Linked DNA regions of Homo sapiens: region 1 is linked to region 2. A link is a loop called in an ENCODE intact Hi-C map of the cell type or tissue named here. Cell type or tissue: heart right ventricle. All regions are shown on one strand. Links, peaks and the distances in the headings refer to the core of each region. The heading gives the core; the rest is flanking DNA.

Region 1 (5,366 bases), core at 183-5,182, 56 kb after region 2:
GGTCAGAGGACCTAGAAGGACCCACGGCATGTCTGTCCTGGGTGCCTGCAGAGCTGGGTGGGCCTTGCCCGCAGTGTGTCCGGGAAGGGGCTGCAGAACTGGGTGGGCCTTGCCCGCAGTGTGTCTGGGAAGGGGCTGTACACCTGTCCCCATGGCTTCCCTTCAGCTTCTCTGCGATTCTCAGTCGCCCGTCGGGACCAGAAGGGATTCTAGAGCATACTTTCCCCTCAAGCAGTTGTTTGTTTGTTTGTTTTTTGGAGACAGAATCTCGCTCTGTCTCCCAGGCTGGAGTGCAGTGGCGTGATCTCAGCTCACTGCAACCTCCGCCTCTTGGGTTCAAGCGATTCTTCTGCCTCAGCCTCCCAAGTAGCTAGGATTACAGGCACGCACCACCATGCCCGGGTAATTTTTTTTTTTAGTAGAGACGGGGGTTTCACCATGTTGGCCAGGCTGGTCTCGAACTCCTGACCCCTCAGGTGATCCACCCACCTCGGCCTTCCAAAGCGCTGGGATTACAGGCGTGGTCACCGTGCCTGGCTCAAGCAGCTTTTAAATGCAGGACTTCCGCCCCCGAAATTCCAACTCACACAGCTGTAATTACATGGTCAGTTCCACCTGCCCAGGACTTTATACGAAACCTGACCCCCCTCGGCCGGGCGCGGTGGCTCATGCCTGTAATCCCAGCACTTTGGGAGGCCAAGGAGGGTGGATCACGAGGTCAGGAGATTGAGACCATCCTGGCTAACACGGTGAAATCCCGTCTCTACTAAAAATACAAAAAATTAGCCGGGCGTGGTGGCAGGCGCCTGTAGTCCCAGCTACTTGGGAGGCTGAGGCAGGAGAATGGTGTGAATGCGGGAGGCGGAGCTTGCAGTGAGCCGAGATAGCGCCACTGCACCCCGGCCTGGGCGAAAGAGTGAGACTCCGTCTCAAAAAAAAAGAAACCTGACCCCCCTCAGGCTGGTCCAAAGCCATCGGATGTACCCTCTCCTCAGAACAAACAGGAAGGTGGCTGCCACTTCCAGCGGCTTCACGGCAGAGCTTGTGCAATCGCAGGACACAGCCTGGATGGCCGAAGACAGCAGGGCAGCTGTGAACGGTCTATGCCATGTCTCCTGCCCAAACCCTTTTCTGCTGCTCCCAACCAGAAAATAAGGATGGAGACAGCCTGCAGCCCCTCCTTTGCCAGTGAAAGATCTGGTGGGGAGGCGTGGGGTCTCTGGGGGTCGGGGGGACAGGTATGACGATGCTGGTGCCCATCTCTCTGGGGCATTCCGCCCCCTTTGGACTTCATTGTCCCTGCTGTGTCACCAGGGGCCCTGCCACACCCTGCCTCCGAGTGTGTGGGGTCTGTACCTGCTTTGCCCCCACTGGCCGCTTTCTCCAGGACAGCCATGAACATCTCCAGTGTCCTCGGAGCAAGGAAGGAATGCTTCCTGGAGCAGAAGTGGCCACAATGACGCTAGGTCAGCAGATGGCCGCAGAGGCCTGGGCAGTGACCGGTCGGAGAACAAAGCCTGAGGTGTTCCCAGGCCGGTTTCCACGGGAGTCTTGGCAGTGACCCGTGCACGGAGGAGACGCGTGCCTTCCTGGCCCCCCAGTTTGGATTCCTGGTGCCTCTAAGGTCTGCTGATGGCAGAGCTGCACCCGGGTGAGCACAACCCAGGATGGGGTAGGGGGTGGCTCTTCACATTCCCTGTCCTCAGTGACAGAAACTCACTTTTATTATCCTAAACTCTGTTTTTGCTTAGAATTTGGGGCAACTTGCCCTGAAATAACCCTTCCCTTGTCCTTGGGATGAGGGGACTCTGTCCTCAGGGCATAATCATGTAGAAATAGGTCATCCTGCAGGTCCCCCCAGGAAATTCCTGAGAGGAAAGAGGGAACCCACTTTGAGCTGCCTGGGTCATTCCTCCAGCACGTCCCCTCCCAGCCCCAGCCTGCGCTGGAGACTGGTCTGAGTTCAAAGGCCGCGCCTTCTTCAGAGAACAGCCACTGCTGGCAGAGTCAGGCGTCCCATCCCCTCCAAGACAGCTGGGTTCCCTGGGGCTGTGGGAAGGCGGGTGTGGGGAGATGACCAGCGGTTTCTGGTCCTGTGTGCCCAGCCCCTATCAGCCCACAGAGCCTCACCGTGGTGTCTCCCCTGCCCACCAGCACACGGAGGGAGCAGGAAGGGATGCCTGCCAGAGGCTTCGCCCTTAGTCGGGGAAGGAAGTGATCCCATTCCATCTTCTGGTCCGAAGCCTTTTCCTTCTTCAGGGTGGGCCTGTCCACACCCGCCCCCGAGGTGGCTCTTCCGTCTCTCCCGCAGGTGCAGGTGGGACCCACAGGCTGCAGAGTCAGACCTGAGGGAAAATCCCGACTTCAGAAGTCATTTCTCAGCCTCCTCATCAGAAAATGAAAACCCAAACCAAAAGCTCCCCAGAAGGCTGAGGGAAAGGAGCCGGGCTCCCATCCGACAACTCACTGGGCCATAAGCACAACCTGGGGTGTGGGGAGAAGCCACAGCTCTGCCCTGGGGGTCTCCAGGGTACCTGGGCCAGAAGCCTGCAGTGGCGGCCCGGACAGTGGGGGCCCAGGCAGCGGTTCACGAGGAGACCTTGGATGAGAGCTTGTCCCTTCCTTTCTGCAGCAGCCACTAAGGAAGGCGCAGAGGGACTGGGTATGGTGGCTGACACCTGTAATCCCAGCACTTTCGGACGCTGAGGCAGGAGGATCTCCTGAGGCCAGGAGTTCAAGACCAGCCTGGGCAACATGGTGAAACCCTGTCTCTACAAAAATAAAAAAATTGGCTGGGCACAGTGCCTAATGCCTGTAATCCCAGCACTTTGGGAAGCTGAGGCAGGTGGATCACCTGAGGTCAGGAGTTCGAGACCAGCCTGACCAACATGGAGAAACCCTGTCTCTATTAAAAATGCAAAATCGGCCAGGCATGGTGGCACATGCCTGTAATCCCAGCTAATTGGGAGGCTGAGGCAGGAGAATCGCTTGAACCCGGGAGGCAGGGGTTGCGGTGAGCCAAGATCGTGCCACTGCACTCCAGCCTGGGCAACAAGAGCGAAACTCTGTCTCAAAAAAAAAAAAAAAAAAATTAGCCTGGCATGGTTGTGCATACCTGTAGTCCCAGCTACTCGGGAGGATGAAGTGAGAGGATCGCTTGAGCCCAGGAGTTCAAGGCTGCATGAACCACAAATGTGCCACTGTACCCCAGCCCACACAATGGAGTGAGACCCTGTCTTAAAATAAGAATAGCAATAACAATAAAAAGGAACAGAGACAAAGCCACACGGTGCTCTCTGACTGCCGAGTCCCAGGACTTGGTACAAAATTGCGAGGGATCTTTGAAACTCCCAACAGCAGCCCACATGCTACCCGATGAGGAAGCCGGGGACCAGACCAAGGACACTGACCATGCCCAAGCCGGGGACCAGACCAAGGACACTGACCATGCCCAAGCCAGGGACCAGACCAAGGACACTGACCATGCCCAAGCCGTCCAGCTAGTTCAGAGTCAAGTGGAAATAACCAGGGCGGGAGCACAGAGAGCCACATCCCAGTGGCTCCAGATCCTGGTGTCGGACAGCTGGGTGCTTGGGGAACTGCCGTTCATTCACAGGGCTTTGCGGCTGAGCTCAGAACTTGATCTTGACTTTGATGGGTGGAAGGAATGTGAGTGCCTGGATTAAAGCGGATTGTCACGTAGGCCACAGGATTCACGTGGGTAGAGACCCCTGGGCAGCAAGGAGCAGCCTCCAGCCCAAGTTAAGGCGTGGAGACAGTGAGCTGGGCGTGCCATCCGCGTGTGCCATCCTCAAAACCCAGCAAGTGCTCCCTCCTGACCTCAAGTGATCCACTCGCTTCGGCCTCCCAAAATGCTGGGATTACAGGCGTGAGCCACTAACTACCCTCAGCAAGGTTTCCAGTTTTTTGATGTATGCATTTATTGTTATTAACTTACCTCTTAATGCGTCTACTGTGTCCCAGAAGTTTTGGCACATTGTGTTTCTATTTTTGTTTGTTTCAAGGAATTTAATATTTTTAAAAGTTTTTTCATTGTTAAAAATATGGATCACTTCATGAATTTGCACGTTTCCTTGCAGGGGTCATGCTAATCTTCTCTATCATTTCCACTTTAGGATATTGCCACGGTTTCTACAGGACTGAACAAAGGGGGACCAACGCAGAAATGAAAACTTAAAACAAAAGTAAGTATTTTAAAGGAAGGGGCCAGGGGAAGAAGAAGAGCACTCGCAGCTTCCGGTGAGCATGAACAGCACCTGAGCTTCCACAGCCCTTCCTATTTGTTGAGTAGAATGAGCAGGGAGGAGGAGGTAATGATTGCTCAGCTGCTTAATTGATCACAGGTGCATATTATTACTAACAGCCTTCAGATGTGCCCTGTAGCTAATCACAAGAAACACTTGTGCCTGGGTCGTGACTGCCTCAGTATTCCTTCTGGGCGGCAGAAGCAGTTTGTCAGTTTACCAGTTTGCCAACGTTCTGCTTTTCTGAGAACAGTTTGCTGTTTACCCACATACCCTCCAGTGGTATACTGAGTTGATCACCACCCTCACTTTCTGCAGCAGCCACTAAGGAAGGCGCAGAGGGACTTCCTTTCGGCCTGCAACAGTATCTGTGCTGCCCAAGTGAGTATGGAATTTTAAATTTTCATTCTTAGTCTCTTCCTTCATCCACTGGTCATTCAGGAGCATGTTGTTTAATTTCCATGTATTTGTACAGTTTCAAATGTTCCTCTTGTTATTGCTTTCTGGTTTTGTTGCACTGTGGTCAGATAAGATACCTGGTATCATTTTGATTTTTAAAACATTGTAGAGACATGTTTTGTGTCTTAACATATTGTCAATCCTGGAGAATCTCCCATGTGCTGATGAAAAGAATGTATTTTTCAGCTGTTGAGTGAAACGTTCTGTAAAGGTCTGTCAGGTCCATTTGGTCTACGGTGTAGTTTCAATCCAATGTTTCTTTGTTAATCTTCTATCTAGATGATCTTTTTAATGCTGAGAGAGGGGTTTTAGAGTCCAACTATTATTCTATTGGGGTCTATCTCTCCCTTTAGATCTATTAATAATAATATTTGCTTTATATACCTGGGTACCCTGGTGTTGGGTGCATATATATTTTTAAGTGTTATATTCCCTTGCCAAATTAACCCCCTTATTATTATACAGCGTCTTTGTCTCTTTTTATAGCTTTTGAAGTCTGTTTTGTCTAATATAAGTACAGTTACTCCTGCTCACTTTTGGTTTCCATTTTTGTGGAATATTTTTTTCCATCCCTTCACTTTTAGCCTATATGTTTCTTCACACATGAGGTGAGTTTCTTGTAGGCAGCGTATAGCTGGGTCT
Region 2 (5,366 bases), core at 306-5,305:
CAGGTGGCACGCCGGTAATGCCTGTGTTGAAAGACCTGCTCGTGAATGAGCTCTGCCCCTATAATACTTCTGTTCTATCACAGCCGAAAAGCTCACCCGACTGCTGCCCACAGAGACTTCAGATACCTTGGCAAAAACAAGACATCCTTTCCTTTTCCCGACCGCAGCTCTTGGATGGAGGCGCAGAGGCCTAGTGCTTCTGAGTGGAGCCATGCCTGGCGCCAGCCTGGCTCTCCCGTGTCAGCTCCGCCTAAAGCGGCTCCCAGGCCTCTGTGCCTCAGCGAAAAGGGCTTCCCTGTGTATTTGCAACTGCACGGCCTGTTTCCTTGCCCTAAAATTTGTTAAAATCTTCAAGATGTGAACAAGCTTTTTTCCTCTTAAAAAAATGACATATTTAGAAGTAGGCTGTGGGTCCCTGGGATGCTGGTTCCCCCAAGTATTTTTCTCTAATAGAAATCTTTGGTTTTGTTTTTAAAAGGAATTCTCCATTCACGTACTGTTCTGAATGGTAGCCATGTTTGCTTTAAGATAAAAGAACACCCCGCCTGCAAACCTGAGTGGGGCTGGCACTCCTGGGTGGGGGAACGTTGACCCTGTGGCTTCCTGTGGCCCTGGAGAAAACTCAGGCTTGCTGTTATCACAGGGGTACCCATGAGTGACTTTTGGATTTTGGGAAATGCAAAGCATGTAGATAAGAAGTTGGTCCCTAGATATGTGTGAGTCCCAAAGGCCCACTGGGTGGGGCGCTGGTGAATTGAGCTGAAAGTAGCAGAATCTGCCTTGAGCTGACCTAGGTGGGAAGCCCCAGGGGTCAGCTCCTCTACGCTGGCCTTTGCTTGGCTTGGCGGAGGCGCGCAAGGCCCCTGACTATATCTGTTCCTCCTCTGGGCCACCCTCTAGGTTGCTTTCCACTGCAGGCCTGTCTCCTTGAGGTGACATCGTGGCTGCCTCTGCACCAGCCATCACAACTTGATACAGATAAGTCTGATGTCAGGAAAAGGGAGTTTTTTTTGTTTTGTTTTGTTTTTCTGGAGACAGGGTCTCCCTCTGTCACTAAGGCTTAAGTGCAGTGGCGCAATCGTGGCTCACTGCAGCCTTGAACTCCTGTGTTCAGGTGATCCTCCTGCCTCCGAAAGTGCTGGAATTACAGGCGTGAGCCACCATGCCTGGACAGGAAAAGGGAAATTTCTTTTTGCAACCTTTTGTCAGGGGCTGAAACCTTTCTGGAAGCTCCAAAAGACTCCTTTCTCTCTCTCATTAACTATCTCTAAGGCAGTCATTAGGACGCATCCCATGAAACCAGATGACTTCTGCATAGCCATTGCCTTCTATACCTCAGGCAGGTTCTTGTTAGAAGAAGTGCCAGGCAGAGGTTGTGTGGGCAGCCAGTCATATTTGCATATTTTGGGGTGACTGTGCAGACAGTGCTGGACCAAGGAAGTTGTCTGGGTCCTCGCTGCAGAGGGAGGAGGAAGCAGCTCACACGCTTGCTGTTGTCTGGTGGGAGGGCTGCATTTCTCCTCTCTCCCCCACTTTCTCTCTCTCTCTCTCTCTCACACACACACAGACACACACACACACACACACACACTCACACTCACTGTTGGGTTTCTTGGGCTGCTAACAGGATTAAATGAATGTCTTGGTTCCATGATGTGCATGTTACGCTAGAGAGCTAAGTTAGTTAACATCGCTCATTGGGATAGAAGGAACGTACTGAGGAACGTACTGAGGATTAGAAGTCAGAATTCTTGAATCTGCAAATCTTTTTTTTTTTTTTTTTTTTTTTTTGAGACAGAGTCTTGCTCTTGTTGCCCAGGCTGGAGTGCTCACTGTAACCTCTGCCTCCCGAGTTCAAGCGATTCTCCTGCCTCAGCCTCCTGAGAAGCTGGGATTACAGGCATGCTAATTTTTTGTATTTTTAATAGAGACAGGGTTTCACCATGTTGGCCAGGCTGGTCTCAAACTCCTGACCTCAGGTGATCCACCAGCCTCGGCCTCCCACAGTGCTGGGATTACAGGTGTGAGCCACCGTGCCCGGCCTGCAAATCTTCTATTTTGTTCAGACACTAACTCCAGCCCTATAAATAGTCATCCAATACTTCCAGTAAATGGTGCGCCTCATATTGATCTGCCTGGTTGCCTTACCGTGTTTGTTACATTGCTGTGTAACGAGTTACCCACAAACTTAGCAGCGAAAACAGCAGACATCTATTATCTCACACAGCTGCGGAGGGTCAGGAATCCAGGAGTGGCTTAGCGGGCGATTCTGGGTGTCACGTGGAGTCACATGGGGTCAATGTGTTGGCCGGGGATGCAGTCACCTGAAGCCTTGTGGGGGGAAGGAGGGGCTCCCCCAGGCCTGGGAAGGCTGCGGCTGCCCCATCACGCTCTCTCCTCCACCAGGTTCACAGGTTCACAGAAGTAAAGGCTGAGCATGTCAGGACTGAGCTGAGCGGTTCCCACCTCTCAGTCCACAGTTTCCCACAGAGCACGCAGGGGCCGCACCAGGGCTGGGACGGGGCTGCGACCAGGCTAGGGGAGCATCCTGGGCAAACCCTGCTGGGGACAGGTTCGTTGTGTCTGATGCCGTGGGAGATGCACGAGCAGTGACTTTCACTTTATCCCACTGTGGCCCCGTGACCCTGAGCGAGAATGCACTGGCCGGGCCTCCAGGGGGCGCTCCCTTAGGAACACCCCATCCCCGTCCCCGTGTGCTGTCGAGGGCCTCTAGCGGGCGCTCCCTTGATAACACCCCACCCCCGTCGCTGTTGTTGTCGGGGGCCTCCCGCGCCCCAGGAGGTTTCCCAGGGCGATGCTCTGGTCCCTGGGTCCTTTGATCTCATCTCCCTAGTTTAGCCTTTGAACTCCATTTCAGATTGAGAGGTTTCAGGCTGGAGTGACATGGAGGGACGTGCCTGACTTCTGGAGGATAAGAGGCGGCCCACCCCACAGCTCTTCCAGCGTGGGAGCTCTGAACATGGGACCCGGAGCACCACCGTTTAGCAAACCTTGCTGCAGTTTGGAGAGAGTGTCGCGGGCGCCTGGCCTGTCCGGCAGGCTGGGTGGCTGTTCTCTGTTGAGCCCACAGCCATGCCCCACATGCAGGACGTTTGCCTATCACTTGGAGGCCTTTCAGGGATCTTGCTAGCCCACGGCTGAGCACAGGGTAGACCTCACCAACTCACCCACAACCTGGCCCCTTGACACACTGGTGCTGTGAGGAGGAAGATGTGGGCACTCTTAGGTCCCTGGTCCTAGGGGTCTGTGCTGGGGTGGGGCTCGTTGACCTGCATCCTGGCTGGCCCTGTGACTCTGCCTGTTTACAGTGAGCAGCTCCTGGCCAAAAGCTGCTTATTGGATTAGCCGGTGCCCCGACGGCAGAGCCCGCAGCTGTGCGCAGGAGGACGAACCTGTGTGTATGTCCTGCTTCAGCGCGCTCCTGGGGTCCCTTGAGTTGGTCTCTGTGACTAGAAGGACAGTGCTGGCCACGCAGGTGGCACCCTGGGGGTGCCCAGCACCCACTTCCTGCTGAGCAGATGCTCTGGGTGGCAACGGCCCCTGCCAAGCCTGGGCAGCTCAGGCCAGGTCCTAATCCCTCCGCTTGAGCTCGGCTCCTCACCCTTTGGCCAGGCTGACACCTGCTCCCCGCAGGTCCTTCTCGCCGGCTTCAGGCAGCACAGGACCGAGGGCTGAAGATGCTGAGCAGCTACCCGGCCTGCCTCTTCTCAGGGATCTGTGTGGCCCTGCTGGCGGTGGCTTTGGCCTATTACTTCTACTGGTGAGTGAGGCCGGGGCCCGGGGGCCTGGGCAGTCCTGGGGGCCTTTACTGTGTGCTCCCCTCCTCTTCCAGCCCTGGACCGTTCTCTGCATGTCAACAAACCCTGCCTAGCCCTTTGCAGGGGAACTCCTGGGAGGTAGGGAAGCAGGGGATGGCAGGAACTCATTCTGATCCCTCCTGGGGTCCTTGGGCAGCTCTCCCATCCTTCTGCAAAGGGGTTTTTGTTCAGAACATTCCTGAAGGAGCTGAGCGGTTTCATACCATCTGGGCGGTGTTTGTAGATGCCTGGCATGTCCTGGGACGGACAAGTGCCTGATGTATGGGCACAGACTCCCACTGCCCCCCAAGGCAGGTGCTGTAGGATGGCTGATTTACATGGTGATCTGCACCCTGAGCAGAAAATGCGTAGTTACCATCAAAGTGGCGCTGCTCTGTCACACCCATTGCCTGATGGGCTGGTTTATGGTGATCGCAGGCGATTTCCCAGCTGCCCTTGACCAGAGTCCGTGCCGGCTCTTACTGCAGAAGCCGAGAATCAGCAGGTGTCACAGATCACGCTGGCCTAGGATTTCAGAGACTCGGTCCCAACCCCGCTGTGTCTCCGGGCTGGGATTAGATGGGGTGTTTGTGCTCCAGGCCTCCAGTGCTCGTTGGTAAAACGGGACACTGATGCCGCCTGCTGTTTCTGCAGAGGGTCAAAGGGCACAAGATGCGTGCCAGCCTCTGTCCATGGGGTGTGTGATGATGGTACCAGGTGGTGCAGGGGGCAGCTGGGGGGACCCAAAAACCCCAAGTCTGGGTGCCAACTTTATTTTCTAGAGCCGGAGAACGAGGTGATTTCCTAGGAAGAGACCACAGCTCCCCTGGAGGTTCCACGCTAGACTGTGTTTGTTTTTCTTGGTGCACACTTGGCCAGGAGCTGCTTCTCTCTGATCTGGAAGCTTTCTCTTCTATAGATCCGATTAATGCACTTCCATTGCTAACAGCGGGGAGGGTCACTGCAGGTGACACAGGCAGGAGGATGCCCAGTCTTCCCCATGACTCAGTTTATGTAAAAACGATCAATACTATTTACAAAGAGGTTTACCCAGAGCCAAAAGACAGAATCCTAAGGCTGAGGCAGGAGGATCCCTTGAGCTCAGGAGGTCAAGGCCACAGTGAGCTGTGATTACGCCACTGCACTCCAGCCTGGGCAACAGAGCGAGACCCCATCTCTAAAAAACAAACAGAACCTAAGTGTGGAATTTAGGAGACAAATTAGCTTGGGATTTGGGGCCTCTGAGAGTTTGAGCAAGGGGGTCGGTCATTGGTGAGGGTTCCAAAACCCCAGGAGCAACCGCTCACTCATCCTCAACCTGGGGCTACCGCGAGTGTGACGGGGGCCATGTATACAGGGCAGGCTGGCCCCAGCGAGCGGGCGACTCTGGCAGCTTCCACGGACCGTTCCTGGCGCCTGGGCGGAGAAAGGGTATCAAATCATTTCCTGGGATTCGTGGCTGAGCTATGCAGTTTCACAAATGCTCAAAATGATGAAAGACCTATTAGGTGTTGGGAAAAGAGCGCCTCTGTCTGGGAAGAGTGCCGC

What was found. Peaks named below come from ENCODE experiments on the same cell type or tissue, not always from the same donor. Only the 100,000 strongest peaks of a DNase experiment are listed, where the experiment ranks them.
Region 1: it touches region 2 in a loop (5-fold over the local background); 7 of 110 quality-filtered maps call a loop at or near these places.

What each region holds. Positions count from the first base shown.
Region 1 is chr21:43,992,264-43,997,629 of GRCh38, forward strand. LOC105372829 (a long non-coding RNA gene) reads left to right here and starts at 1,265. Exons shown (of 3, transcript XR_937781.3): 1 at 1,265-1,651; 2 at 4,137-4,205; 3 at 4,584-5,248. It also overlaps the pseudogene RNU6-1150P. In heart right ventricle, for the core only: no CTCF peak of the experiment used is centred there; no DNase peak of the experiment used is centred there.
Region 2 is chr21:43,936,551-43,941,916 of GRCh38, forward strand. All of the region lies in intron 2 of AGPAT3 (1-acylglycerol-3-phosphate O-acyltransferase 3), which reads left to right. Among named protein-coding and RNA genes, the nearest start is that of TRAPPC10, 73 kb to the right of the region's middle. RefSeq lists enhancers at 1,545-1,594, 1,873-2,773, 2,131-2,530, 2,774-3,672 and a silencer at 4,212-4,383. In heart right ventricle, for the core only: a CTCF peak has its summit at 2,692 (motif pointing right); a DNase peak (open chromatin) is centred at 2,671; H3K4me3 peaks cover 595 bases; H3K27ac peaks cover 1,132 bases.